Linked DNA regions of Homo sapiens: region 2 is linked to region 1. A link is a contact called in ENCODE Hi-C data. All regions are on one chromosome and are shown on one strand. Each heading gives the region's core, a stretch centred on a gene start or an enhancer-like site at or near the end of the contact. The rest is flanking DNA. Distances are from core to core; before and after follow the strand shown.

The links. A loop is a pair of places that touch in the nucleus more often than their neighbours do. Pooled maps may share reads with other maps.
Region 2: a loop to region 1 is called in a map of GM12878, with 3 times the contacts of the local background. The contact joins the enhancer-like site here to the promoter of MAPRE2 in region 1. A Hi-C loop is called at or near these places in 1 of 168 maps with a recorded cell type or tissue (GM12878), 3 of 37 single-sample maps with no recorded cell type and 14 of 50 pooled maps.

Annotation. Positions count from the first base shown.
Region 1 is chr18:35,039,390-35,042,794 of GRCh38, reverse strand. It overlaps MAPRE2 (microtubule associated protein RP/EB family member 2), which reads right to left and starts at 1,382. Exons shown (of 7, transcript NM_014268.4): 1 at 1,134-1,382. The coding sequence starts at 1,255. RefSeq lists an enhancer at 1,273-1,422.
Region 2 is chr18:35,615,249-35,618,445 of GRCh38, reverse strand. All of the region lies in intron 1 of GALNT1 (polypeptide N-acetylgalactosaminyltransferase 1), which reads right to left. Among named protein-coding and RNA genes, the nearest start is that of MIR3975, 25 kb to the right of the region's middle. Within about 2 kb of position 1,390, at least 20 of the 41 ENCODE cell types and tissues checked have a DNase peak (open chromatin) inside an H3K27ac peak, as active enhancers do; they include GM12878, where a contact is called at or near this core.

The DNA of each region.
Region 1 (3,405 bases), core at 133-2,632:
GGCTCTAAAAAGGAAAAAAAGAGTTATTTCCTGTTGCTCATCAGCTGAGAGGATGCGCTTTAGAGGTATGTGTGCTCTGCCTCAAAGCAAAAGCATTGTTAGCGTTTATCAAGGTAACATTTAAAAATAACTACCCCAGTACAAAAGAACTTCAGAGGAAATATGACCGAAGCTATCAGTCTCCCTTCAAGTCTGGCCTTGAGCTGCATAAGACTCTAGCTGCATTCTCCATTACATTGTTATCCTTATCAAACAATGCAAACAATTTTAATGAGCTTATCTACTGGAACATATTGCCAGATATGTTAATGTAAAAATGATGCCAACCGTACAGGCCAACTCATTAATCAAAAGGCTCACAATACAATGACCAAGATCAGTCCCATCCTCAAAACAGACCTCAGCAAAAGACCAGGAATCACCTTCCTACTGTAAATAAGAAGGAAAGGCTCCCCCACCCAAGCGGTGGCCATAAACTCCTTAGAAAATGCATAACAGCGCCCAGTTTTTTTCAAGTCCTTTGCAGTCCAGTCTCTTTCTAATAAACCTAGGGTTCTATGGAGAAAATTTTGGTGAATGTCTGACACTATCACCTCTGCTGTCAATCCCTGCACCAATCAGCGAGCAGAATTCTTACAAAGCTCCATCAATCTGGCGGTTTAACATCACAGACTGCAGCTTAATCTAGAGGATTCCATCTTTCCTGCACACTCTCCAGGTTAAGCGCAAACGTTTTTCTCCCCACCCTCCCGTTTTCTGCCTTTTGGCACTGCTACCTAATGGCTCCTTTAAAATCTAAAAGGGAAGGAGGAAAGGAAGTGCTACTGCCTGTCTCCCTTTGGACAGCGGGGGAAAACAGCATGCATTTTTATCAGTGTGGAAGGAAAGAGATGGAGGGAGACCCCTCGAAGGCAGCAAACCTATTCACAAAATGCTTTCCATCTGCAGTCGCGGAGCCTCAATGCAAACCCAACATGACACATGGAAACAGATACCAAATAATCACAACCGCCTTCACAAATGCATGCCTGCAGCAGGGGTCGCAGGCAGTGTCTGCTCCATTATATAACGGGCTGGATTTCCGCGCGCCCTCACGGCGGTCCCCGGCGCTGCTCTCGTGCCAGCCCCATTACCTGTAGGAACGCTCCCCGCGCACTGTGTGCTTCCGGAAAGGAATGATGGTCCCGTTATTATCCTGGATGATGTCGTTGTTGTTCTCGCCATTTGGGGACAGGGTTTGGGTCGGCCCAGGCATTGGCGCACTCCCGAGAAGGGGAACAAACCGCTGTGGGCTGGCTGGTGAGGAAGGTGGCTGCGTCTTCCCGCTCGCTCGCCTGCTCCGCACGGACCGTGCCTGCCGCCTGCTCGCTCACTGCCTTCTCCCAGCTCTCGCTCGCGCCCCGCCCTCCTGCGGCCCCGCCCTCTGGCAGCTGACGTCAGAGCGCCGGCAGCAGCACCCTGGTCACGTGGCCAGCCTGTTGCCATGGCAACCCGCTAACTCATCACCTCGCCTCAATTCGCACAGGGTCGCGGCGTGACCACGCCAGCAGCTCCAGGCAGGCACCGGGGCAGGCCTACATCTGGCATGTAAAACCCCAGGCCACCCTGCAGCCCCCCTCGCAGACTCGCCTTGTCTGAAAACCAGCTCTTCCTCTAACCATTTCCTTTCCGACCCGTGCTGCCACTGCAGCTGTGTACACAAAAGAACGATTCATGCAAAGGGGTGTGGGAGACCCTTTAACTCCTTCAATACCAAGTTTTTATGCCATGACAATTAAACTTGGTCAGGTTTCAGAAAAACCTAAAAAGGACCTGGTGGCCAGCTTGTAGAAAAGGTATCAGACTAAGGTTAAAATTTCTGCCTTTCTCCCTTTCTCCAAATAGCAGCAACCATCTCCCCAAAAACAAGCCAAAAAGCTAAAAACCTACAAGGAAGCTGTATTTCCTTCTAATCAATGTAGCCTTTAATAATGTGAGGATTAAAGATGGCAAATTAAGAGATCATCTGTACAAAGGAATCCCCAAAGAGGGTTTTTCTTTTAAAAAAAGATAACCACCATTTTACCAGTTACCCAAAACCCTCCAATTCAAATTCTTTATGCTGCCTCCTGATACAGATCATTAATTCATTGACATTTATTCTATTTCCATTTGAATTACAAAAGTGATCACCTCACTTAGTATTTGAAAGTGCTTAACATTCAAGCTGTTCTATATCCTTGCAATACCGCTTTCAAATATATTGGCTATGTGACAGATACTATTATTATTCCCATTTTAAAGATGAGTAAACTAGTAAGATTAAGTAAACTGCTTAAGGTCACACAGCTAGGAGTGGTGAACTGGAGCTTCCAAGTGACATGGTTTTATCAATGTGACTGGACAGTAATGATCTGTAATGTGAGCTCAATAAATATTATAAATCAAGGTAAGAATCAAGTACTTCCAAGATGACTGTTGTGAAAAGATAACTGTGAACAGAATTGCTAGCACTGTGCAGTCTACGGATTAGATTATAAACTGAAAAGACCCTGCATATGTTCAGTACTGTCCTCCAGAGAGGAGAGATTTTTTTTTTATTATTATTTTTTAGAGGCAGAGTCTCGCTCTGTCACCCAGGCTGGAGTGCAGTGGCGCAATCTCAGCTCACTGCAACCTCCGCCTCCTGGGTTCTAGTAATTCTCCTGCCTCAGCCTCCTGAGTAGGTGGGATAACAGGCGCACGCCGCCACACCCAGCTAATTTTTGTATTTTAGTAGAGACAGGGTTTCACCGAGTTGCTCAGGCTGGTCTTGAACTCCTGAGCTCAGGCAGTCCACCCGCCCCAAAGTGCTAGGATTACAGGCATGAGCCACCACGCCCAGCCAGGAGAGATTTTGAAGGATTCTTTGCTTATCAGCAGTGGTCTCTGACCTTTTATAGGGTGAAAAGGGAAGAATTGGGGTGTAAAAGATACAGCATAAATATATGTGTCATAAAGTATTAAGCTATGACTCACTCCTTCACATCACTGTATGGTTTATCAGCTTTATCATTTTGTGATACAGATATTAAAAACAAGTAAACACTTTGTCATTCCTGACAATTCTTCAGCATATGTCCCTGGTAATAAGTTATTTCTGGTATCAAGTTTCTGGAATTAGAATCAAATGTTTTACAACCCAGATGGTAAGGATAATCTCAAACAAGGGGCCCTACTTATTTTCCTTCCTATTTTATACTTTCCTCTTGGGCTATTATTTTAATAATTTTATCTTTTGCTTCTCCAGTTAGTCCACAGTGCACAAGTTGATTCCTTCGTCCACATCTCACTTTACATAAGATTTTTTTTCTTATACAATCAGATCCAATTCTGACCTAAGACTTACAAGGTACACAGATGAATATCTAAGTATCAAAGATACAC
Region 2 (3,197 bases), core at 141-2,640, 580 kb before region 1:
TTTCTCCACTTGAGCTTTAGAGAATTTAAGAATTAAGTTCATCCATGAGCAGTCTTTTTCAAACACACATTACAGTCTAGTCTCAAGCTTCCTTCTTGAGACCCTAACCATAAATTCAAGAGGAATAACTAAAATTTTTTAAAGATGTATTTAAACTAAACATACCAAAGAATATATACTTTTTAATGAATACAAGATTATTTTACAGGTTTAGACTACATTTAATGTAAATAATGTTAATTATGAATGAAAATGATGTAAAATTATTTTCCTAATGGTACTGCACATAATGCTATCTCATTGCACAAGAAAAATCAGAGCAGTTAACAGTTTTGCATTTTGCTGTGCTGTTAACTGCAGTAGTGCTCTCTATACATGTTAAGTGCTTGGCTATCAAAAAAAAAAAAAAAGAACAGCAAAGCAGTCTTAAAAGATGAAACCTTTATCTGCTAGAGCAAAGTTTATGGTTTCATTATAAAGAACCCTAATCTGAAGAGTTATCGAAAAGAAAAGAAGAAGAGAAAGGGAGAGAAATAATTTTTAAAATAGGTATTGTTTTTATTTTTTTAAGGAAAGCTTTTTTAAAAAAACTAAATGTGCTATGTTGATCTTGTTTTGAGTTTTGAATCTACAAATCAACTTAAAAAGACACTTTAGGGACCACTGAGGAAATATGATTATGAACTGGGTTACAGATGCTACTAAGCAATCACTGTTAATTAGGAATGTTAACAGCATTGTGGTCATATTCAAAATGTTCTCATTTTAAAGGATCTATACTGAAGAATGTTAGAGGTAAAATGACATGATGTCTTCCATTGCTTTAAAATACTTGGGCTTAAGAGCAGGGGAGTGAGGTTAGATTGAGAGGTGGAACACAAGTGGGAAAATGTGTTTGCTGAATCTGGAGAATGGATACAGGTTTAAGAGGGCTCGTTTCACTGTTCTGTCTACTTTTATATATGTTAGAATTTCTCGAAATATGATGTTAAAACAAAGAAGTAACTTTTAAACGTGTTTCAGATAGCTAAACGCTAAATTAGGATTTAACATCTTACTTTGGATTTAACATCTTACTTTGGCAGGCCAAATACTGCATACACTGGTGTTCTGTGAACAAAAGCAAGGCATATAGTAGACATTTGTTCACTTAACAAATTTGTTAACTGCCCTACTATATGCCAAGCATTTTACCAGACCATATGAGAACAAAGATGAGTTAGACAACATCACTGTCCTTAGGGAGGAAATGGTCAATATAAATACCTGTAATAAATGATTCTTGGTGGTGTGAGAGAAGAGTCTAGAGAACAGTAGCCACAGACAGGAAATGGAGGGGGGAGCTGTCTGAATGCCTGCAATGCGCCGCTTGCATTACATTCACCCGTCACTGCTGCTCAAATGGGGAAGGAACTACTCATAAAGTTTTGTTTGTTTTCATACCACACCTCACTCTGGCATAAATGAGTCAGGATCTATGGTTACAGGGTTCCTCAGTGGCTTAGGCATTAGAGAGAGAATTTTATCCTAATAACAACCCTTTCAAGTGGGTTTTATCTTCATTTTCAGCTGAGGAAGCTGAAGAGTCAGAAGTTTGAGGGGTGGACCATACTAGAGGACTGGAAGGTCTGAGAAGTCACAGAATTTGAAGAGTGGTGCCAATACAAAGGAGGAGAGAGCTCTGAAAAAGGAGTCTGAGACGATGCTAACTGCCACAGAGAAAGATTACGTGACACTGGAAGCTGTTTCTGCCAAGTATTCAGCAAGCTACCATGAATGTGGAGATTAAAACACAACACTAAAACACTAGAAGGTTTTACAACCTGTGCTAAGCAAAAGGAATCAAACATTACTCAAGACTTCAGGTGAGGATATGCAAGCCTTAGTACTTCTCATTAGCCATATGCAATGCAGGTCAGATAAAAAAAACACCCAGTGTCCAAAGCAATAACAGCTATATTTCTTTTAATAGAGATATAAATTAAACAGGAGAATAAAAGCATAACAACAATTACCAAGCACTTACTGTGTGCTGAGCACTTTGATGGGCACTGTATAACAATACTCCCAACAACCCAGTAAGCCAGGTACTATTATGCACACCATCTTACAGATAGGAAAACTGACACTTTAAAAAGTTAGGTAATTTGGCCAGCGTCACATAGACTATACATGTCAAGGCCAGAATTCAAAATTAGTCAGGTCCCAGCAACTATGATGAAACCCACAAACCTGTATCCTTTACCTTGTCTACCTCTGCAATTTACATAAATTAAATCATATTATAATGTATTCTTCTGCTACCTTTTAAATCCAACATTACGTTTTTAAGACTCATCCATATTGATGTAGTTCACTAACTTTGGTGTCATAGAGCAAGGGGTGGCAAACTAGTATTTTTGTAAATAAAATTTTATGGGAATGCAGCCACTCTCATTCATTTATATATGGTTTACAGCTGCTTTTGCACTACAACGTCAAAGTTGTTGGCCTTTACAGAGACTGTACGGCCTGCAAAGGCTAAAATACTTACTATCTGGCCCTTTACAGAAAAGTCTGCCAACCTCTGCCATGGAGTAGTGCAGTGGTATACTTGACAATGTCCAACTTTTACAATTTTGTCAATGTAGCTTTAATTTGTATTTCCCTGAAAACAACTGTTTACTGGCTATTCATTTTTCTCCTAAGAAACAGCTCTTGCTTTCTTCTGCCATTAACTGTTTTCACACTTACGTATGTATGCGTACTGACATATGGGTGTGTGCATTACTGATTCTAAAAATCCTTATCCTTTGTATGCAAAATATATTCTACTTGTGTATTTGTGACTAGTCTTTACACTCTCCTTTCCATGCACACAAAACCCAAGAGATCTTAATTTTAGTACAGCCAAATTAATAAACCTTTTCCTTCAACAATTGTGCTTTTGGCTTCCAAAGCCTGAGGTCTAAAATACTCTCTAATATTTTATTCTGGAGGCTTAAGTTTTGCCTTTCACAATCTAGTCTTTAATCCATCTGAAATTGCTTTTTTTAATACAGTGTTAGTAAAAACCATTTTTTAAAATGTGGCTAAGAATCCCAACCATTTAAAACGTATTCCATTTCCTTGATTTGTAACATTAGCTCTGTCATGTATTAGCTTTCCACGTACTTAGAGTTCTGGTTTTTGCCTTAACTTCCTTCCATTATCTATTT